Regions from separate parts of the Mus musculus genome. Here regions 2 and 3 are each linked to region 1. The links are chromatin loops, found by intact Hi-C in ENCODE. Cell type or tissue: left cerebral cortex. All regions are shown on one strand.

Region 1 (8,000 bases):
CAAATGTCTAAATACCTATGCTATTTAACACACAAACAATTAGTAACTTTTTAATTTAAAGAAAAGTTTAAAATGTAATACCATACCTAATTTCATGTATTGCAATACAGTTTACATATTAAGTAACACTGCAATGGAGTGACTTCATAGAGTTTTAAGTTGAAGGAAAAAAGGAACCATTTACTCTTACAGAGTCTCCCCTCAGAACATTTTTTTTAGGTCACTTTTTCAAAGTGGGTCAATGTGACGAATATACTTGTGACTAGCCATGTGACCTCTTGTTACACCAGCAGTCAGTGGAATTACAAAGATTGTTCAACTATCACAACCACTATCTCAAAGGATGGACACACGTTGGATTCGTATGGAAAACTACACAATTCTTGCTCCTTCAGATGCAGCACAAAAACAAATAAACCCAAAATTCAAAAGGTAGAAACTATGACAGACTAGAAACTAGACAAAATATTGATGTACATCCTTTCATGACTCATGCGTCCCTCTGTCCATCCTACCTCACCGATGACTGCATCGTAGCACCCCTTCCTCTCTCAACCTCAACTGTACCCTCCTGTACACCTCTCTGTGTTATATGTGTGGTCTAGGATCCACATGGGAAGGAGAACATGCGTTTTGTTTTTCTTCCTGAGCCTGAATCATCTCACTTAATAGTACACCTTCTAGGTCCATCTATTTTCCTACACATTTCATTTTTCTTTAAAGATAAATAATATTTCTTTTTATATCATTTTAAAAACTATTATTTTATGTATGTGAGCGTACTGTCACACCAGTAGAGGGCATTGGATCCCATTACAGATAGTAGTGAGCCCCTAGGACCTCTTTGAACTCAGGACCTCTGGAAGAGCTGTCAGTGCTCTTAATCACTGAGCCATCTCTCCAGCCCTGAATAATTATTCATTGTCTATATGTCCCACATTTCCATCATCTGTTCATATGCTGATGGACAACCAGACTGGTTCTATTTTCTTGTTAACATCATTTTTTTTTCTTTTTTTTTCTTTTTCTTTCTTTTTTGGTGTTCATGTATGTATTGAGGCCAAAGATCCATATTGTGTTGTCCTTGGTTGTTTTCAGTATAACTTTCTGAGATAGAGTTATCACTATGCCTGGAGCTCATGATTTGGCTGGAATGGTTAGTCAGTGAACTCCATGGATTTGCCTCCTCTCGCCCAGCACTGCGGTCAGTGCCTCCTGCTGCCATGCCAGTCATCTGTGTAGGTCCTGAGGCTGTGATGGCAGCAAGCGCATCTCCTACTGAGCAAGTTCTCAAGGACCCCCTAAACAGTCAGCACCCCCCATGCCTGACACCAGGACTCACCTCAATGCAGAGGCACGTGGGCTCCCCCTTCTCTGTGACGGCACATTCCCTGCCAGCTCCACAAAACACATTGGCGCAGATCTTGGATTTGCTTCTAGGTTCCTCCTAAAACACAGATCATAAAGGATGCCACGTTACTGAGATGAGCCCATCACAGGATGAAACATTGGTGGTAATGACCTTTCAGGCTTGGGGCTTCCGTGTGCCAAAAGTTATCTTTTAGCATCAGACTCACAGGCATTGTTCTGGCTCAGGTACAGGCACTGAAGATTGTTCCCCTGTGAAGAGTGACTTTCTTGCATCCTTCCTCATTAAAAAAAAATACGGTTTGAGCATTTGTGATAAAGCCAGCACTATGCTAAGGGCTAGAGCTACACAGGGCAATCTTTGATCTCATGAACTCTGTGACTCTCAGGGAGGAACACATATACGGAAGGGCCACAGTGGGTGCTCTGGGGAGCAGGGGTGTATGGGAGAATCAGATGGCCCTTTCTGAAGATTCCACACCTTAACTGTCTCTTTAAGGATGAGAAGTCTAAGCTAGGAAGAAATGGAAACACTGGAGACACATCCAGACATCTTAACACCAAGGTATTTACTGCAATACCATCTGAAAGGACCGAAGGATGGTCACCATGTGGATATGCTATGATATCCAGCCACTCTCTGTGTGTACCCAGGCTACAAGATGAAGAGGACCAAACCCACTCCAAAAAGAGTATGGCCCCCAAGCTTCTTGCTGGTCAGGTTTCCTGTTCAGACAGATGTTACAGAACTGCAGGGAGAGGAAGGTCTGTATGCCACATGTGGATTGTGATAGGACCAGTTTGTTGGTGGTACATTCCTTTACTCCCACGACATTCACCCCCCAGCTCTGTGGTAGTGGTGGATAAACAAAGACAGGGATTCCCCCGGGGCCTCTGTTCCGCCAGGCTGGGCTGGCTGAATCACCCAAGGCTTCCAGGCCTTAGACGACTGGGCTGGAGCTGGTTACAAAACAACAAAGACAGAAGAGGCCTACGAATGACTTGGGTAACAGCAAAGTCCACATTTCCAGCCCTTGCCTACAGTGTATCTAAAGAACTCATACCTACAAGGCTTACTGTAACAGTAAATGTTTTAAACGGGGGAACCAGACACACACACACACACACACACACACACACACACACACACACACACACACACACACACACGGAAACAAAGTAGAGGCTTGAGAGGTGATGGGTCCATAATAGCTGCTCTGCTGCCACTTGGAGGCTGCTCTGCAAACTCCAGGTTATTCTTGTCTCCCATAAGCCCCCTTGCCTGCCATGCAGAGCTCTCATTGGTCTAGAACTCATTTGCATGCTCAGATCTCATTGGCTTAAATGCTGTTGCTAAACTAATTTTTTTTTTTAAAATGTTGCTAAGGAGAATTCAAAAAAGCTGGCAGACAGTGAAGAAAAGAGGAAGTAATTCCCAGAAGGGTGGAGGATGGATTTAGATCTTTGTTTCCTAAACAGAGAGGGGGAATAAAATTGAGCAAACTCTTCAGACAGACAGGGCTCTCCCTCTTGTGGGAGCTGTGTCTCCGAGCAAAAAGCAGAGCCAGAAGGGAATAGAAAAAGACAGTGCTGATTGTTATAAAAGACAATTCCAGTGGCCTCTTCAACTTCCCTGAGCTGAACACTTTAACCCCTGGGCCTATCACAGGAGCTGAAGATACACAAATGCACAAATCAGTGAGCTTTGGCATATGTCTGCATTCAAGGAAAAACTCAAATGTTCCCAGTGTGTACTTAACTAGTCCCTCTGATCCTTTAAACTACACATCTCCTCGTCTGTGGGGCAGGAGAAAATGGTGGGTGGGGGAGGGGGCGAGCATGATCAAGGGGACACCTTACAGGGCTGCTTGCAGAAGATCCTGCCGAGTTCAGAGCCTCATCTTGTCTCATGTGCATGTTTATTGTTTAGTTATTGGTGTGTGGGAGGGGCACACCAGTCAGGGCAAGTTTGTGGAGGTCAGAGGATGGCTTTTTGGGTGTGTGTGTGTGTGTGGGGGGGGTTCTCTTTCCATCGGGTGAGTTCCAGAGATTGACCTCTGGCCCTCTGGCCTGGCTACAAGTGTTTTTACCCAATGAGCTACCCCCTCTTCTCTCCTACTGTGGTAAATATTCCTAATAAACACTATTATGTGGAATCTGAATTCAACCCAAGTCATTTGCACAGGTAGCTCACTGACGTTATGTTTGGAGGAGAACACCTTTTTCTTTCACCCTAACAACTAGTACTTGAAGAGTGCAATTAAAAACGTGAATGTTTTCACACACAGCATTTCACCTTACTGCATGGCTAACCTGAGAAGAGCATGCATATGATTATTAGCTCCATTTTACAAACGAGCAATTTGAGGCCCCAAAAGGTCAAATAATTTGCCTAAGTTCCCCAAACTAAAAAGAGAGAGAGAGAGAGAGAGAGAGAGAGAGAGAAACCTCTATTCAGCCCACGGGTAACTAAGAATCCATTTGTAAACACCTGGCTTCCCTCAAAGTGACCTACTATGGTTGGTGCTACTTAAGCGCTCTATATGTTCCTAATTCCAGAGTCATATTATCCCTCTTTTACAGGTAGGAAAGCTGACTTGAGAGGCCCAGTAACAAAAAGCGATAGAGTTGGATGTTCCTCCAACCAAAGGCAAATGATTCCTTTATGTTTGGTTGATTCTTACATCCGTATGCATTAAGGTTAGGGAAACTATAATGGGAATATGGATGTTACAATAGCAAGTGTAAGGCGTTTAGATCCCATATGCAGCACTCATACCCAGCCCCCTTCTTTATCTGCCACGAGTATTCTCTTGCAACCCCCTTCCTTGGGTGCAGACATAAAACATTGAAGGTTAGAATTGTCTTGAGAATTAACTGAGCCGCGCCATGTGCTGTGTAACAGGAAGCGACTGTCACTACAGGGGGTGATTTATTTTCAGTTTCCCCTGCGAAATGATGTCACTGTCACCTTGGACTGTCATGTCCCCATTCTTCCCTGTCTCATTGACAGTGGAAAGGTACGCCAGTGCCGAACTGACAGGATGCAAAATGCAAAGGGCCCAGCAACCCCTGGAGGGCCTTTCATACAGCAGAGATGGAGGAGGCTCTGGTTATATAAGCGGTCTCTTTGCAGGTGATATATCTGTCAATAGGTGGCAATCTCTCTCTTTGTCTCACACAGCCCTGAGCCGCATTGCAGAAGAGCCTTCCTGGCTGCTGCAGCCCCGCTCTGTCCTTTCAGTGAGAAATACAGGCGTGAGGGAGAGGAGGGTAGACCCGCCAGGGACACAGGCAGAAGGATCTGCCAGTGTGGGAAGGCTGTCTATTCTGTGGTGCTCAAAGCCATTCCGTCACCTCCTCACAGTGAGTATGCTTGATTACAGACGTCAAGGTCAAAAATGAAGGGCACTTCCTCTAGGGAAGCATTTCTTTGTGCCATTCAAAGCTGTCCATTAAACCCCAACATCTTTGAGAAGCCAAAGTATTGGAGCCATTCCTTAAGGCTGTTGGAAAGTTCCTTAGAGTCATAAGTGGGCTTCTGTGGAGTGGCTGGTTCTGGCCAGAAAGTCTAAGGTAGTAACCTAGTCAGGGGTTGCAAAGGCCTTAGGCCACGGGCTGACATACTGATGCTAACTCAGCACCCACAACAGTGCGCGCCTCTGCAGACATCTGTGCTCACCATTCCTGTTCAGGTGTTGGCATTTTCAGTTGCATGTAACAAATGAGGAGTATTTGGGACTCAGAAAAGCTCCGTGGAAGCACCAGCGACAGGCAAGTCACGAAAGGGACACAAGTTGACCTAGTCCCTGAGTCTCCACAGTCCCTTCTCAAGTAAAGCCAAGAGAGGGTGCTGCAGGCAGAGGGGCCAGCTGCACGGCCTGGCACAGGGATGGCGTGCAGCTCTTTCACTATTTACACTGTTTACACTGTCATCAGTCATAATGACTTTTGGGAAAGATAACCACATTGGCCTGTGCACAGTCTCCATACAAGGTCTCAGGCATGTCCATTCTTACAAATGTGTGAACAGACACATAGACCTGAATGTACTCACGATGGATGAAGTATTAATAGGGGCTATGTTCTTTTTGTTTTGTTTTGGTTTGGTTTGGTTTTGGTTTTTTGAGACAGGGTTTCTCTGTATAGCCCTGGCTGTCCTGGAACTCACTTTGTAGACCAGGCTGGCCTTGAACTCAGAAATCCGCCTGCCTCTGCCTCCCGAGTGCTGGGATTAAAAGGCATGTGCCACCATGCCCGGCTGCGGCTATGTTCTTGAAGCATGAATACCTAGATGTAGCTTTAAAAGCCAACAAAACACTTGTATGGTGGCCCGTGAGAGACTGAGGCATGAAGATATTGAGTTAGGCTGTTGTGGGCTACATAACAAGATTACTGTCTAAAACAACAACAACAACAAACAAACCCAAAACTACAAAACAAAGCAAAAATCCCCCAAGCATCAACAATTAAAATAAATAAATAAATAAATAAATAAATAAACAAGTAATAAATAAATAAATAAATAAATAGAAACTCAACAAGCTTTCTGCTGCTGTTTTAGTTAGGGTTACTATTGCTGTGATGTAACACCATGACCAAATGCAACTTGGAGAGGAAAGGGTTCATTTGACTTCCACTTCTACATCTCTGTTCATCATCAAAGGTCAGGCCAGGAACTCAAGCAGGGCAGGAACCTGAAGGCAGGAGCTGAGGCAGAGGTCATGGAGGAGTGCTGCTTATTGGCCTGTTCCTCATGGCTTGCTCAGCCTGCTTTCTTACAGAACCCAGAACCACCAGCCCAGGGATGGCACCACCCACAGTGGGCTGGGGCCTCCCCCATCAACCACTAATTAAGCAAATTTGCTGACAGCCTGATCTTCTGGAGACATTTTCTCAAATGAGGTTCCCTCCTCTCCAGCTTGTGTCAAGTCGACATAAACTAACATAGCCTCCAATAGAAAAGCATTAGGAACTTGTAGCTAGGATCTTCCACCTTTGACTTGTCTCCATGTTGTCTTCTGAATGCATATGACAAGCTAGACTTTGAAGAGTTAGTCTCATGGCTAATTTCACACTACAAATTCTTCTGGGCCAATGAATGCCTTTTACCAGTTGACAACTTTCAGCTCTTGCATGTTAACGATGCTGTGTGATTGCATAGCAATTTTTAAATCAATTAAACTTATTTTAAAAATTGATGTGTGTGTGTGTGTATGTGTGTGTGGTGTGTGCATCTGTATGAGGATAACCTGTGGGTGCCCAAGGATGCCAGAAGAGGGTACTGGGTCTCCTGGAGCTTGAGTTACAGGTGGTCATGAGCCAGCACATGTGGGTTCTGGGAACCGAACTCTGGTCCTCTGGAAGGACACCAAATGCTTTTAAGCACTGCTTGGCAATCTTGGTGGGCTATTTTTCTTGTTCTCTCTCTCTCTCTCTCTCTCTCTCTCTCTCTCTCTCTCTCTCTCTCTCTCTCAAAGGAGCTTGACATTAAGCCCTTCCAGATCTGAGATCCTAACATAATGATTGCCCCAAGATGACATTCATTGTACCCTGGCCCTAGCCTCCAGCTGTCAAATTCAGTCTAGTTCCAATAAACCATTCTATCTCTCTACAAACCAAGGAACAGATCATCTTCAGCCCAAGGTTTTACAGACAGGTAATTATTATTATTATTATTATTATTATTATTATTATTATTATTATTATTATTATTTTGCATGCAAATAAAAAAGAAAGTTATTTGGAAAAAAACCCAAAAAACCAGTAGAGGCGATCCTGTGCCCGAGTCTCTGGGTTGAACAGCCCAAAATATACATTGAAAGGTTTCTAAAAAGCCTGTTGAGGTAAAACTGTTTCTGCAAAACATGGGTTCTGGCAAGGACGGACGTTCTTAAGCAAAGCTGTTCATGTTGGCTTAGTGCAGCCTCACTGTTTTGCCAGTTGGAACTGGGTCAGCAGCATGGTCTCTGTTCTTGCCCCCATCCCACTCCATTCCTCCTCTCACTCTGTCCTGCTTATGCCAAGGTGGATATGCAGCCCCATTTGCCACAGCTCTGTAGTAGAGCAACTTTGTTGACACGAGAAAGGGTCTCCTTGCTTCGTCAGAATTAGCCACAGAAACTTCACGAGACTATCAGGACCTCTCAGATGCTCTCCCGGAGTACAAGTTCATAAAAAAGCTGGAGAGTTTAGAGGAGAAAACGAAACCTCTTCCAGCTGCTAAAATCTAGCTGGAGCATCTGTCACATGACCCCATGCAGTCTCTGCACTTCAGCTTTGAAATGGAATGTGCAAGCCATCAATGGACGGGAAAAAGAAGGGGGAGAGCCGCTCTACAGCAGTTGGCCTGATTTGCCTGGCAGTACACGAAGCATTTGTGCCAACCCCACACTTAAGAGTCCTTTGCCTGTGTGTGTTCCCAGCCAAGGCCTTACCTCAAGTTTAAGAGACCAGGGCCACGTGTGGATTTCGGGAGGCCTAAAGCTTGAATGTTTGGGGCGGGGCTCTATAAGAACTTGCAAAAGTGAATGCAAACTGGAGCCCAGGGTTCTGGCTGGGAATGGCAAGCAAAAGCAAGGAAACAGATGCTTAATTACCATCCAGGTCGCTCCCACTTGCCATTTGCTTCA
Region 2 (8,000 bases), 110 kb after region 1:
TATGGTCCATACTTTCAGCACACACGCACACTGTCATCATCTGCACAAACCGGGGAAAGTCTTTGCCATTTCTCTGAGCCTAGCCCAGGAATTCACGTCATTCCCATGAGTCTTTAACAGGGTCATACTCATGTCAATAATACACATTCACTGAGCACTTCATCCACTCCCCACACTTATGTCTGTTTGCCTTTTGGTTTTTTGTTTTGTTTTTTAGTTTTTGGTTTTTCAAGACAGGGTTTCTCTGTATAGCCCTGGCTGTCCTGGAACTCACTTTGTAGACCAAGCTGGCCTTGAACTCAGAAATCTGCTTGCCTCTGCCTCCTGAGTGCTGGGATCAAAGGCGTGTGCCCCCACGCCCAGCTTTGGTTTTGTTTTGTTTTGTTTGTTTGTTTGTCTTTTAATGTTAAAAGTCTGGTAGGTTTTGATCTTTTGCAAACAGCACACAGTTAGCAGCTGAGTGTAAGAGATTAAGTACATAAATCTACTTCTTACTCTTGGACAATTCTTTAGAAGAATTGTAACACTGCCATCCCAAGCCTTGCATTAGCTTGAATTGCTGGGCAGCCTTGGGCGAGCTACAGAGCATCTCTTAGAGTCAGTTCGCAGATGCTAAGAGCAAGGGGCTAATTAGCCCTGTCCACACAATGGCTGTGAAGTTAGTCCAGTAGAAAGAGATGCAGCAGGAAGTGTGCCTGCCACTCAATGAGCTTCTCTCAGTAAGGTACTCAATAACCTCCACTCCCCACCCCCACCCCCATCATTGGAGCACCCCTAGGGAAAGTCTGCAGCCTGGGCATGGCCCAGACTCTTCTGGAAACCCATAAAAACAGCACAACCATTATTATCGGAACCACTCTGGGCCAAGGGAAGATCAGAAAACATTCCAGCCTGGAGGAGAATGGCTAAAACATTAGGTGGTTACAGGAATACATTAAAGACTTTCCATCAAAACTGGGAAATAGCTTTGCAAATTGGTGTCTGATTCCACAATAAAAACTGCTCTAATCCTTGGGGTGAGCAATTGGCTTAGAGCAAATCTTCTTAGCTTTCCCAAATGTCAATCCCATGAAAGCATCCTGCACGCTGAGTATATTATCACCAGCAAGAAACAGATCGGAAGCAGCGGATGTCAACGTCTAACTGTCCTAGGAGATAAACTGCAGCTTCTGGTAAACGGAGGAAATTTATGCCGGAGTATTTGCTGAAGGCCAAATTGGTCCCTGTGGTACGTGCAGCATTTCTGAAGGAAGAAAAAAAATGTTTTTCTCCCTAAATAATTTCCTGACTTAAGGCAATTATTTCTATAATGTATCTGTTATTGGGATGATCCTGACACTCCCCCAGGACCTGCAGGAATAAGAGGATTTTTCCAATGTGTGCCAACACTGAAAGAGAAGGAAGGTATCTTGACTTTGGTTAAAAGAGGCAAGCAGAGAATAACCTTTATATCAGAGAAAAGGTAATTTGGGGTTTACCGAACACCCGCTGTGTGCCAAGCGCCTGGGTAAATGTTACCCATGCTAACCTTATCCTTCCAGCGGGTCTGTGAAGAGGAAGTTATCCCTCTCGTTTTTTAGCATCCATGGGCCCTATGGCTCTGAGAAGTTCGATGGTATGCAGAGAGCCCTACAGCACACAGTTGACAGCAGCACAGCAGAAGGCTCTCTTCTAGACAGTAGCAATGATGTCCCGTGCTAGGTAGTTCTTATGACCCTCTATTTCCTCTGCATTTTTCTTCATTATCCTTTGTATCCAGGGAAGCTGGCCCAACTCACCTTCCTTTGCTTTCTGTTGTCTTTGGTGGGTGAGGAGTCTGGTCAGGAAGGCAGAGGCTCCTGAGACAACAGTGTGAGTGAGTGGTCCCTGTGACTCCTTCCTGCTCTATCTCTTACTGGCCTACGCTCCCCACACAGAGTATCTACTCTAGGTCTTGAGAACTCTCCTTTCCTCTGAGAGCCCGACACAGCACTCACATCTCCTCAGAGCCTCAGTTTGAGTGTGCCATGGATTTATCTCGCATTTGAGCTGGCCCAGCTTGGAAGATTCTCAAAGCTTAGAAATGAATTCTCCTCCACATTGTTACTAATTTAAGTAAAATTGTTGAAAAACAGACATGTCCCGATTCTCCTTCAGGGTTCCATGCAGATAGTGCTTGGTTCAGTGTTGGGAGTGTCTCGGTCTCTACTTCCTGCTCACTGAGAGAAGAGGGTTTTAGGACCAGAAGCACGCCACTGGGCCATATGTGTTTCCTGAAAGATGACATTCAGAGCTGAGGAAAAAAAAAGTAACAAGCTGACATTTGTATAACATTCTATAGCTTTACTTTCATTACTTTCTATTTAAGGATATATTACAGGATGGATGCACAGAGGGGAAAAAAAGCTGAACACAAATCAACAGTAAGGTTATCTTTTAAAAGGCTGAATTCCTACCAAGACACAGCCGCCGCCCCTGAACTATCTCATACAGCTAGTGAGACAAGTCTACTTTGGCAGAGCCAGCTAAATCCTGCTTTCTGCGTGACTCATCACAAAAGCTGTCAGGACAATGAGGAGGAACTAGAAGCTACATATTAAACAGGACAGATCGGAAGAGTATTTGTTCACGTATTAATTATATCAGAAGGAATACAACCTCTGATGATCAGCAAACAATAGTCCTAACGTTGTCAGGAGTGTCTCTCTGGGAAGTCTAATGCCATGTATAAACAGGCAATGATTTTTTTTTAAAGATCCATTTTGTCGTGCTTCTAAATTTGAGTGACAAGACATTTTGGAACCATCATATTTCCAGAAGGTTGGCATTCTATTATTAGATAATTACAGTACTTAACATGAGAAAGGATGGTAGGAATGATATTTTAAATATATTTCCATGATTATGAGATGTCTCTTTTCATCTCTAGGAAGCTGTCTTACCTCAATGTCTACTTCAGCTGATATTAATTGTACCATGCCAAATTATGTCGTTATCTGTACTGGAAAATCAGCCTTTTATTTTTAACCTTTCGGTTATGTGTAACTGGAGAGACACATATAGGTGGATCTTACTTTTAAATCAGGATGACAGATTTTTGTCTTTACATTGGATTGCAGATATGTTTAAAGTGATTAAGGATCCAGTTAAGCACAACATCTTGCTCCTGGGTGTGGTTCATTTTTTTCTCTTTTTTTGCCTTTTTTTGGATTATGAAAGCATTTTTTATTATTCCTTTATTAGCTTTTTGGCTGTACATTCTTACATAATTCTTTCTGTAGTTACCATAGAGATAACAATATGTAATTTTTTCCCTATGCATTGCAGCTTTATCTCCCATGAGCTATTTGGAGCTTCCTGCTTCTTGGCTACAGCGAGGTCCTCTGTAATTTGTAATCTTGCTGTTCTCACCCGCTTCTTACAGTTGCCACTACTAAAACACCAGGGACTGAATTTACATGGTGGTCACAGTCAGCTGGCTTCTATGCGAAGTCACATGTTTACCTTTCGAGGCTGCATGTGAGATCCTTCTTCAGCCTGAACAACTCCCTGGTGCTTCCTCTGAGTCTCTGCCATTGGTATTGGCTCCTGTGGGGTTTCATTTGTCTGAGAACACCTTAAACTAAACCTTTTAACATCTGTACTGTAGGATGACTTGCGTAAGACAAAATTCACCCATGTTAAATGTGAAATCTGATGAGTTTGTGGGTGTTCGCATAGTCTCGTAGCCACCTCCCCATCAGTGAGGATCACTAATTTCTCATCACTCTGTGTGTAAGTTTGTGTCCACCGTTTCCTTGCCCATCCTTGCCTCAGGAAACCACTGAGCTGAGGTGCAAGGTGCTGTCATCTTGCCACTTTCAGAGCTTTTTTTCACTGGGCATTAGGCTCCCGCCTTCTGTGACTGGTTTCTCTCAGTTGGCATTCAGTTTCTGGGATCCCTTAGCAGTTCATTCTTTAAAGTAATGAATGGGTGGAAAAGTAGCTCGGGACTAGAGTCCTGCCTAACATCCTCAAGGCATCAACAGCCCCTCAGACAGTCACCATCACTGTGACAAGTTTTCTTTTCATACATATACTATCTTTTGATTATCCCACTTACTGGATGGCTGACTGTGGTACAGGCCTGGCCTCTCAGTCAAACAGGTCCATCTTGGGGCATTCAGCTTTGCTCATCTGTGAGACTCGTTGACTGTTTGCCACCAGACAAGAGCAAGGAAGCTCATGAAACCTTCAGTTGAGCATCCAACCACTCCCTACCACCTATGTGTGCAACTCTGTCCTGACTCCCCATGGCCTGGGGTGGGGCTGGAGTGTATAGCCCAAGGAAGACTAGGGGAGGGAACACAATTTAAATGGAGTCATCATGGAAGTGGAAATTTTTGGTTTCTTTGGAAACTCGGTTGTGTCACATGATGTTTTTCTGGAGAGGATATTTGGCTGAAGCAGACATGTGAGAGGATGTTTGGCTGAAGCAGACATGTGAGAGGATGTTTGGCTGAAGCAGACATGTGAGAGGATGTTTGGCTGAAGCAGACATGTGAGAGGATGTTTGGCTGAAGCAGACATGTGAGAGGATGTTTGGCTGAAGCAGACATGTGAGAGGATGTTTGGCTGAAGCAGACATGTGAGAGGATGTTTGGCTGAAGCAGACTTGTGAGAGGATGTTTGGCTGAAGCAGACATGTGAGAGGATGTTTGGCTGAAGCAGACATGTGAGAGGATGTTTGGCTGAAGCAGACTTGTGAGAGGATGTTTGGCTGAAGCAGACATGTGATGTTTCTCTGGAAGTTGTTTTGTGAGAGGGGATGTGATATTTTGCTGGAGCAGATGCTTGAGAGGGTACATGATGTTTAAAGAGAATATAAATATAACCCCACAGAGGGGGAGATGACACTCTTGCATTGGTTCACCTTGCAAGGCTTTGCTGGTCTTCTCTCGTCTTCACTTGTTATGACTTCATAGACACACACACACACACAAAGAGCTTCTCGTGATATTTTGGCTATTTCTTGCAACTCCCTCAGACTCTGTAGCAGGAACAGGGACACCTCTATGTAAACACTGGGGGCCACACAGCCACAAAAAGCATCTCCTACAGAAAAACCTGAATGATTGCCTGAGAGACCAAAGATTGCTGGTGCCCCGACAATGCCAGCCAATTGGGAACTGTTGTTTAGAAGAACTGCTTTCTTGGGACCAATGGGGGCTCGGGTAGAGAGACTTGAAGGAACTTGAAGCAGTGTTCAGAGAGCTTTCTGCAGCTTTTCTTACCTGCTAAAGGGCAGGTAGAGTCAGGTGGGTGAACAGTCCAGGACACAGGCACCTAGCGTGGCCAATGAACTACGTCATCCTCCTCATTATTTGTGGCTGCTTGCAAGCAACATTTTTTGGGGCTAATTTTTCTCAGGGAAAATTTAAACAATGGCATTGATTGCTTACAAGTTAATCTGTTTCTTCTTTGCTGAGATTTATAGTTTGTGATTTTGAGAAAAGGACATATGACATCTAAGCTAGTGAAATTTTACCCTATAGTGTTTATCTTAGTTAGGATTTCCATGACTGTGAAGAGACACCATGACTAAGGCAACTCTTATAAAGGACAACATTTAATTGGACCTGGCTTACAGGCTCTGAGGTTCAGTCCACTATTGTCATGGCAGGAAGCATGGCAATATCTAGGCAGTCATGGTGCTGGAGAAGGAGCTGAGAGTTAGTTCTACATCTTGTTCCAAAGGCAAACAGGAGAAGATTGACTTCCAGGAAGCTAGAAGAAGGGTCTCAAAGTACACTCCCACAGTAACACACTTCTTCCAACAAGGCTACACCTACTCCAAGGCCACACTTCCTAATAGTGCCACTCCTTGGATCAAGTATATTCAAACCACTGCAATATTGTTCATGATATTCCTTTATTATTATTCTCATTCCCCCTTATCCCCTCCCTACCTTCCTTTCTGTCTGCCTGAAGCTTTGTCAGTTTTATCAAACCTTGCTTTTATGAATTTTTCTCTCTTGGCTTCCTATTTCCTATGTCACCGACTTTACACTGCCCTTTTTCTTCCTTTTGCTGGGTTTTGCTTTATTTTGAACTCCATCTCCAGTTTCTAAAGTGGAAGTGTAGCTTGTTGACTTGAAGAATTGCTTCGTAGCTAATGTGTTTCCTGAGGCAAGGTCTTACCATGTAGCCCAGGCTAGCTTGGAATTCATGCTCCTATCTGAGCCTCCTGAATGCTAGGATTACAGGGTAAACCATCATACTCTTCACATTCACAAATTTTGACATGTTGAAGATTCATTTTTGTTCATGTCTAAATATTTCCTCAGTTTTTGCTTTTGATAGTCAAATACATCTTAAAGAACTCAGAAAAAAAAAGTTCGTTTCTTTGGTATGCCCGGGTATATGCCACTCTGTCCTATGACTTTGTTCTTTTATTTTAAATTTAATTTTATTTGTAATTCATTTTTTACACTCCATATTCCATTCCCTGCCCCTCCCCTCCCACCCTCCAACTGCTCCACATCCCACACCTCCTCCCCACCACATCTCATCTCCACATGGATGCCCCCACCCTCCACCCCATCTCACCTCTAAACTTCCAGGGGCCTCCAATCTCTTGAGGGTTAGGTGCATCATCTCTGAATGAATACAGACCCGGCAGTCCTCTACTGTACGTGTGTTGGGGCCTCGTATCAGCTGGTGTATGCTGTCTGTTTGGTGGTCCAGTGTTTGAAAGATCTCAGAGGTCCAGATTAATTAAGACTGCTACTCCTCCTATAGGATCACCCTTCTCCTCAAATTCTTTCAGCCTTCCCTGATTCAACAACAGGGATCAGGTGCTTCTATCCATTGATTGGGTGCAAATATCTGCATCTGATTCTTTCAGCTGCTTGTTGGGTTGTTTGGAGGGCAGTTATAATAGATCCCTTTTTGTGAGCAACCCATAGCTTCAGTAATAGTGTCAGGCCTTGGGACCTCCCCTTGACCTGGATCCCACTTTGGGCCTGTTGCTGGACCTTCTTTTCCTCAGGCTCCTCTCCATTTCCATCCCTGTAATTCTTTCAGACAGAAACAATTATAGGTCAGAGATGTGACTGTGGGGTGGCAACCACATCCCTCACTTGATGTCCTGTCTTCCTGCTGGAGGTGGGCTCTGTAAGTTCCCTCTCCCTACTGTTAGGCATTTCATCAAAGGTCTCTCCCTATGAGTCCTGGGAGTCTCTCACCTCCCAGGTCTCTGGTGAACTCTGAGGGATCCCCCAACCTCCTATTTCCTGAGGTTGCCTGATAACATACTTTCTGCAGGCCCTCAGGGCTTCAGTCCTTTTCCCTCACCCAATATGCCTTTGTCCTTGATGCCTTAGTTTTCCTATTGGTCTTCTATTAGGTCTTCCTTTGGCCAGTTTTTTGTTTCTGTTGTTTTTTTTTTTTTTAAACAAATCTATTATCTTTTTTGTTTTTCTTTATCTGGAAATATGTTTACTTTATCTTATTTTTTCCTGGGTATAAATATCTGGCTTTCCTTTCTTACATTTAGAAACTGTTTCTCTGACATTTGTCATATATAGTTCCAGCAGGCATTCTGCACTTGTTGGAACTGTGGCTTGTTTAAAAATAATGTCTCTCCCCAGTGATTGACTTTGCTTTCCTTTGTCTTCATCTTGTAAGTTTTCTTTATAGTTAATCTGGACATTGAGGTTTTTTGTGGTTTTCTATGGAAGACGGCTCAACTTTCAGTCAAATTTGGAAAATGTCACTGTTATTTTTCGAAATCATTTTCTGGTTTCAAGGCCTGACACTATCACTGAGGCTATGGAACGCTCACAAAAAAGGGGCCTATCATGACTGCTCTCTGAAAGACCCAACAAGCAGCTGAAAGAGTCAGATGCAGATATTTGCACCCAATCAATGGACAGAAGCACCTGATCCCTGTTGTTGAATCAGGGAAGGCTGAAAGAAGCTGAGGAGAAGGGTGAGCCTTTAGGAGGACCAGCAGTCTCAATTAATCTGGACCCCTGAGA
Region 3 (8,000 bases), 700 kb after region 1:
AAATACCAAATACCTTCTAAAAACTCTCAAGGGTAAAGAGCAGCTCGAGCAAGATAAAACGATCCGTCATGACCCAGCAGAGAAGCACTGCAAAGGAAAACAAAGGAAGATTCCCACTTGCTCTGTTGAACATGCTTGGAAGTCAGAGTCACGGGACTCCCCTGACAGGATGCTCTTCCTGTTTTTAAAATCTTAAATTATGTGATGCGTTCATTGGGTTTTGAGGTCTTACTGGATTTGCATTTGTGTTTAAGATACGGGCACTTCCTTAAATCCAACTTAATAGATGAAGTTATTTTTTTTCATTTGTCTTTTGTTTGTGTTTGAAGTGGTGCTGCCTTTTAATTTTTCTCAGTGATTTTGAAGAAAAAGCAGAGATGATTAAAAGAACCAGAAAATGCACACTAGAGTAGCATTTATCAGAGTCCTTAAATTCTGGTTTCTTAAAATTGTCTGTAAATCTGCCTCCTGTTATAGCATGACTATAAGAGGACTTGGTTGGAAATACAGACAATATACACAGACAATATATACAGTAAAATATTAACGAAATTTCAAGCCAGGACTTGGAAAACATTGGCAGCCAAACTGCAACACAAAATATATGCAATCTCTTTTTTAGGACCCAAGTTTCTGATTTTTAGCATTTCTGGAATTTTTGTTGTTGTTTGTGTGTGTGTGTGTTTGATTGCTTGTTTGTGTGTTATTTTTGTCTTGTTTTGGTTTTTGCTTTTCTGAGGCAGGATTTCTTTATGTTACAGCCCTGGCTGTCCTGAAACTCACTTTGTAGACCAGGCTGGCCTTGAACTCACAGAGATCCACCTGCCTCTGCCTCCCAATGTTGGGATTACAGACATGCCCCAAAACACCCAGTGGTACTTTAACATTTCTACATTTTAAAGTGACCAGAAGAATAAGATATTTCTTTTATTTAGAAATAGTGATTTTTCAATCCAAAGTAGCATTGAATTCAATGGCTAGCTCTGAAACTCCCTGTAATATGTAACTAGAGATGTAGTGCAGGGTAGAGTGCTTGCTTGCCCACCATGTTCAAGATTATGGATTTCATCATCAGTACCCCAGGTGTGTGTGCATGCGCGCGCGCGCACACACACACACACACACACACACACACACACTTGTTCTATAGCAAGGGTTCTGAAAGGCAGCACCATCAGCACAAAATTCTTTGGGATGTTAGCAGTGTCCTTGGCTTCTGCCCTCTAGATGCCAGTCAGAATCTTCTAGTAATAACAGTAAAAAAAAAAAAATCTTTTTGACAAAATTGCTTCCAGCTGAGAGCTACTATTTTACATCATTTAAAGAGACAGACTGTGAAATGTATGATATGTTTTTACAGAAAATAGCATACAATAAGAGCACATTTTCTTAGCAAGAGAAGTCCTGCCCTAAATATGTGTGTGATTCATATGCAAGAGAGGTAAATTTTTGGAGAATTAGTGGACTAACAATATATAGACTAATTCCAAGCACACACAGAATACATCAAGAAGAATATCCGTATTTCACAATAGACATGCTTAAAGTTCTGGCTCCAGCAAATCCATCAAAAGTTTATAAATAGACATCACTTGGAGTAGTTGCCTCTGCCATGCTTGAAAAGAACAAGTTCTCGTAAATATTTAAAGTTTAAATATGCTTACAAAACTGTTTGCCGAAACCTTTCTTAAGGGTAACTGATGCCACAAACCAACAATTAGCAGAATCCAAATTAATGAGGTTTTACTGTATCAAAATTATTTTTATAATTCAGAAGTAGCAATAACAATAATTTAACCATGGATGTGATTTTTCTCTTTGAACTTTTGCATTAATCTTCACACACACACACACACACACACACACACACACGATCACCTTACCACCACCACCACCACCACCATTTTTGTCATCATTGTCAACTTAAGGAAATGATTAATGTTGGTAAATAGAATCTTTTTCATGTTCTCATCTCTCTTCTGTTTGGACCATAAGAAAAACTACCCCAGAAACCTTAATAGTGCTGCAGAAGATGACCCTGAGTCTTGGTTCCCATCAAATTGCATTCTGTCTACGAAGTGGCGTCTGGAGATAAGGCTTGTGAAGCTCCATCAGGACAAGGTGACTTTATCCCTTATTCCTTCCTCAACAGAGAAGCCTTTCCCGGTGTTCCTGCAGAAATGAACCTTTTATTCTATTCATCGATAACAAAAGACATGTTTGTTTCCCTGCTTCTCACAGTAATGTAAGCCATGATCCCACTGTGAAACCACCCATTTGTCTTGGGTTTGGGGAGGGCGATTGACTTAGCAAGCATTTCAATCCCCCGAAGATGTGCATTTCTGACTTAGCTTGTCTGAGTCTCAGACTTAGCACTCAAGCACCATGAGGGTCATTGTGTGACATCAACTTCAAGTGTACAGTGACAAAACTGAGAAGTTGTCTAGCAATTCTATCGCAGAAACATTTCTCAAATCCTTTGGAATTGATTCTCAATAAAATCTGTCTCTACTCCTCAAAAATGTAAAGAGACCTTAAAAGGTAAAGTTCCCTTTTATATGTCCCACCAATAGCATTTTAAAGGTATTGTTTACCCATTATCTGTGCCAGTCTGAGAAAATAAAAAGTACGATTAGGCCCAATATTGGTTGAAATTAAGGTAGGTTCTTTGAGATACTAAGCTGTCAGGCATTTGGACAGAATAATAAAATGAAGCTAGCCCAGAAAGGAAAACAATATTTCCCTTGGCCTATGACTAGGATATTCTTTGTACCACAGGCTTCCTTGGGGGGAATGTACAAACACCATTCCCTTACCACACTGATTCACAGAGAGCAATGACATAGAAAGCCAGCATGTCAGATCCGGTCCAGCTCTCAGTGTGTTAGGAGAAACAACAGCTTTGCAGCTTCTTCACCTACAGTTACTCAGCTCCATCTTAGGTGGTAGTACTGTGTATCCACACAACCCAGGTATCAGAGATGATCATCAACCAACAGGTTGACCATTGTCTCTCATATGCAAGATTCCAGGAAGCATGTGCTAAAAAGTCTAGTATTTCTATCTACTGGCCTGAATAGTATATCTGTCTTCCTGAATAGAAGACATCAGTAAGGTCTCATCTAGAAACAGGACAGAGGGTATAGCGTGGGGGAAACCTGTGGGTATGAGGAGGGATATGAGAGTCTGAGGGAAGTGAGGAGGTTTTGATACAACCAAAACAGAATGCCTTTATTAATATTTTTTTTCTGGAAGAGTGATAGTCAGCCTTGGCTGTATATAACAGTCATTTGAGATTTTTAAAATTCCAATGATTTCAAAATGTCTTAGACTGGGAAAGGAACTCAGTATTCTTGAAAGCTCTAAACATGGGTCCAGTGTCCAGCCAACCTTGGGTAACCACTGCTTTATGAACTGACTAAGAAAGACTCTTGCCTTCATTGGCTGATTCTTAGCCCCTTCCTAGGGACCGGGGAAGACAGAATGTAAAAGAGACAGTCTTATCTTGATTGGCATTTATTCTGTGACTCTCACAGAACAAAAGTGAGTGTACATTTCTAACCAGTCAACTCCACTAAGTCTTTGTAACTCTGTAATATTACTGTGTGACTTGATTTCAGTTATTTAAGTCAAGGATGTAAATTTTGACTGTCTTTTAGATAAGACACTAGAAATATCATAAAATCAGCAGTATAAAAGGCTAAATGGTAAAATTAATCTCAATATCTAGACATTGGAAATTCCCCAAAACACTCACTAAATCCTCTGAAGTTTATTAGGCACCCTTCTCCAGGAGCAGACATGTTGAGAGGCGCCTGCTCTGCTGTGGGTGTCCTGCTGGACCTGAGGTTAGCAAACAGGGAGAACAACTCTTCCTTGTTTTATTGCTATTCCTAAAGCTCCCAGGGCCACTTGAATTTGTTCTTTGACTTATGGGGTATGTGCATAAATGGAAAAATCATAATCTGAGAACAAGTGCCCTGAAAAAGTGCTCACACTCCAGCAAGAAAGAGTCCAGCCAGTGGGAGGCAATGACACAAAAACACTCCGAGTCCTCTCCCTCACGCCACTTCCCCTCTCATCTTGGCCCACTGTTCTCAACAGCAAAGCCAGAAGATGAACTAGGTGGTGGTTTTGGATAGTTGTACACAGTATCAAAAATCTCTAATAACCTATCACGTTTAGTACTGAATTATGCGATGTTTTACTCTAGGAAATAACAGACAGGTGACACCATTGATGAATCTTTCTCTCATCTTCAGAATTTTTGCATCTTTTCAGAAAAGGACAAATTACTATTTTTCTGTTGCATTCAGCAATTGTGACTATACCTAAAATTCTTGTAGTCTGTAGAGATATCAATAAAATTGTATATGTTTGTACATAGATGCTCTCTTATGTCATGATGTCATATACTAATGATTTTTGCCAAGATTAAATATATAGAGGTAAAACATTCATTTGCAAAGTGTTAACTGTAGTTTTACCAAGAATGGATGTTTTTAAAAGACATGGAGGGGATGAAGAGAACACACTGAATTGAGCAAAAAGCAGAAAACAAAATCTAAGTTCCCTAGATGTATACAGATTCTGTTTAAATTTATGGATTGACTCGGGTTAGAAATACCTATTCAGATTTTCTATCAAATTGCAGACATGTGTAAGAGTTTAGTGAAAATTTAAAGACAAACTGTAAGGCTATTGATTAACTGGGACCTGCGGTGGAATAAATATAAAGGCAAACTTGATAACAGTGCCCACAAGACACTGTGGTGGTGCAAGGACTTACACCTCAGGGTGGCCTTGACCGCCTTCCTGCTTTTACAGCTCAAGCTGGAAGAATGAGTCTGCTGTGAGTTTATGCTTCCATCTAGTGGTCATGGAATCCTCTGATTTGCTCTGCTCTCACCAGCTGGTTGATTCTCCTTCTGGTATTTTCCTATATGGTGGCCTTAGCCAACTGATCGTATTCTTCTTCCAAAGTTCTAATTATCTTAGGAAAATTCTTCCTCCACCACAAGCTTTCTTCTATAGCTGAAAGGAACGACAACTAGCCTTGGGCTAAAAAATACTTTTGAGTAAAAGAAAAAGGTATAGGGCCTTTTAAAATATAAATGCTAGTCTCTATTTCAGATCTGTCTCAGCAGAATCAGTTTGTCTTTCTGTGATGACAACATAAGTCCACAAAACTCTGTTCTCCATTTTCTTCTGCTTCCCCCCCCCCCTCGTCTCCCTTCCTCTGTCATTCCGTTCCTGCCTCCCCTGCTCCCTCACTCCCATTCAACAGGACTTCCTTCCTCAAGCCGCTCCTGCCATCTGCTCTATTTAAAGGGCAAGCCCAGCACTGGGGCAGGTTAGCAGTGGCAAGCTCACATAGAAGTGGGTACCACAGGGGTGAAGTAAGAGGTGCACCCACAGAGCTGAGCGGGGGGAGGGGCAGCTGAGACTTCCCTGGTCAGTGACCTTGGAATTTGAGGTCGTCTTTGAAGCAGGGCAGAGGCAACCCCTTTGGTTCTGGAGGGTGGCCACATTCAAGGAATTGAGCATTTAAATAAATTCATTGAGGACATGGGAGCCAAGTTTCTCACAGAGACTGCAGAAGGGTATACAATTAAAAGAAAAACCTAAAATGCTTTAAATTTTGGTGCTTCTACATATAGCACGGTAACTGGGGCTGTAACTTTTATGCTCAAAATGGATAAAGAAGAGGACTTTTAAGTGTTCCACCACAAAGAGGTGACAGTTGAGGGGGTGATTATGCTAAGGATGTACAGGACTATCAAATATTCCCTGTCAGTATAGTTATTATGTCTCAATTTAAAATAATAAAACTTCTTAAAGAAGAAAAGGTAGGAAAACTCTTGTAATGTCGAATACAATTGGTTATCAGTGTGAACATGATTGTCCATATATATATATATACATATATATATATACTATACATATTTATATAATTGTATCTATATAAATAGCTATATACATAGATACACATATAAATATATATTATATGTGTGTGTATGCATGCTGAAAAGGTGTGTATATGTTGTATATAAATATTTCCTAATTCTGAACACTGAATAGACAGAAAGATACAAAGCAATCAAGACAATTAATGCTGGATTATGATTTCCAAGTATTCTTTCCTGCTAATGGGCTAGAGCATCATGAAGAGTGACTGGTTCAATTCTGGAATATAGTCTGTATCAGAAGGTGAAGTATTCGATGAAAGATAGCTACGTTTCAGAAGCACTCAAAAACAGCTTGAAAGAGCTTACACAGGCCAAGTCAAGGATAATTTAACTATAAAACATAGTAATAGAATAAAATAGGAACCCATGAATTCACACTGATAATAAGTAAATATGGAAGAGAGAAAGTTATTCACACAATCAAATGCCAGCTAATAAGTGTAAATGGAATTTAAAAGTTGCTGTTAGATAACCATTGTTATAATATGTTGGGCGGTATATACCAGTTAGTGCTCAAGCTAATGGGGTGAAGTAGGATCTCAGTAGAGAATGATTTACATCATCTCCAAGTGTCTTCAAAACTGTTAAACATTAAAAGACATTTACACCAAAAAAACATGGAAGATACCATATTTGTTATTGAGGGACCAAAGTCCTGTCACCAGTGATGGGGCAAATCAACATCCTGTTCTGCCTTTGACAAGAACACAGCATCCCTGCCAAGATGCAAGCTAGGTCTCGTCCTGTGGAAATGTTAAATAGAACTACACTTGGCAATTTCTAAATACGGCTGCCCCCTAGGAAGTTTGGTATAACAAAAGATGAGGAAAGACAGATATTCCAGATCTAGGAAGCCAAAATCCATGACAACTGCATGTAATACATGATCATAGATTGAAACATTTTGCCATAGATGTCATGACATAAATGGAGCAATTATCAAAACTCGAGTGTGGTTTCCCACTGGATTATGATTCTTTGTACCATTCTTGAAACTTTTATTTAGATTTGAGCTGATTTCAAAATAAAGTTATAAAAATAAAAATTTTGAATTTGTTGTATTACTTTACACTTCAGTAGCATTATCTTATGTCCTCCAGAGCAAATAAATAGCTGTTTGTGGCTGAAGGAGAGGGCTTTGTGGATTGTTTGGAAACTCAGACATTATGTAAATATTTTTAATGTTTTTCTTTAAATTTTCACTGTGTATATTTACAGTACATAGATATGTTATATAAGAACCTTTTCATGCAGATATAAAGTTTGTGTTGAACATATATTCTCTATCTCCTTTCATCCTTTTCCCCTTCCTGTTAATCTCCTTTGTCCTCCTAAATAGATTTACTTCTATTTTTCATGTCATATTTACCTGATTTTATGTATACATAAAATCTAGAAACTACAAATCAGAGAATATATGGCATTTGCCTTTCTGTTTAAGGTGCTTAATATAATTGTCTCCACTTGTATTCATTTCCCTGAAAATGAAAAAAAAGTTTATTTTTAAACTATTTTTAGGTTCATGTATATGCTATATGTGTGTACTTGAGTAAGTCTGTGTGCACCATGTGCATGCAGGGACCCACAGAAGCCAGAAGAAGGTATCAGGTCCCCTGAAATGAGCTAAAGAGAGTTGTGAGCTATCTTGTGGATGTTGAGAACCAAACCTGGGTCCTCTTTGAGAGCAGTAAACAGCCTTAACCATTGACTACTCTCTGCAGCACATAAAACCTCATTCCCATTGATAGCTGGAACAATATTCCACTGAGAACTTGCATTTTCCTTACCCATCCCTCTGCTGTTGATTGGAGAGGTTGGTTCCTTAGCTTCATTATTGTGACTTGTGTGGTAATAAGCATCGATGTACAAGACTCTCTGTGATGTGTTGACTTGGAAACCTGCTGGTAGCCAGGAGTGATATATCATATTGTAGATCTAATGTTATTTTTCTGAGAAACTCCAGACTGGTTTCCATAATGGCTACACCAGTTTACATGCTCACCAACATGTTTATGTGGCCACCTGCAATGT

What was found. A loop is a pair of places that touch in the nucleus more often than their neighbours do. Peaks named below come from ENCODE experiments on the same cell type or tissue, not always from the same donor. Only the 100,000 strongest peaks of a DNase experiment are listed, where the experiment ranks them.
Region 2: it touches region 1 in a loop (4-fold over the local background); 4 of 42 quality-filtered maps call a loop at or near these places.
Region 3: a loop joins it to region 1, with 2.9 times the contacts of the local background. A loop is called at or near these places in 7 of 42 quality-filtered maps.

What each region holds. Positions count from the first base shown.
Region 1 is chr16:37,809,153-37,817,152 of GRCm38, reverse strand. Fstl1 (follistatin-like 1) reads right to left here. Exons shown (of 11, transcript NM_008047.5): 3 at 1,343-1,447. Among named protein-coding and RNA genes, the nearest start is that of Fstl1, 36 kb to the right of the region's middle. In left cerebral cortex, CTCF peaks have their summits at 747 (motif pointing right), 2,631 and 4,517; DNase peaks (open chromatin) are centred at 4,989, 7,380, 7,722, 7,982 and 2 more places; H3K4me3 peaks cover 390 bases; H3K27ac peaks cover 4,469 bases.
Region 2 is chr16:37,699,528-37,707,527 of GRCm38, reverse strand. No RefSeq gene overlaps it. Among named protein-coding and RNA genes, the nearest start is that of Gm46547, 12 kb to the left of the region's middle. In left cerebral cortex, no CTCF peak of the experiment used is centred here; DNase peaks (open chromatin) are centred at 2,083, 2,492, 3,075 and 3,449; H3K27ac peaks cover 2,947 bases.
Region 3 is chr16:37,106,321-37,114,320 of GRCm38, reverse strand. Stxbp5l (syntaxin binding protein 5-like) reads left to right here. Exons shown (of 28, transcript NM_172440.3): 28 at 1-7,014. Among named protein-coding and RNA genes, the nearest start is that of Polq, 99 kb to the right of the region's middle. In left cerebral cortex, a CTCF peak has its summit at 4,871 (motif pointing left); DNase peaks (open chromatin) are centred at 4,860 and 5,400.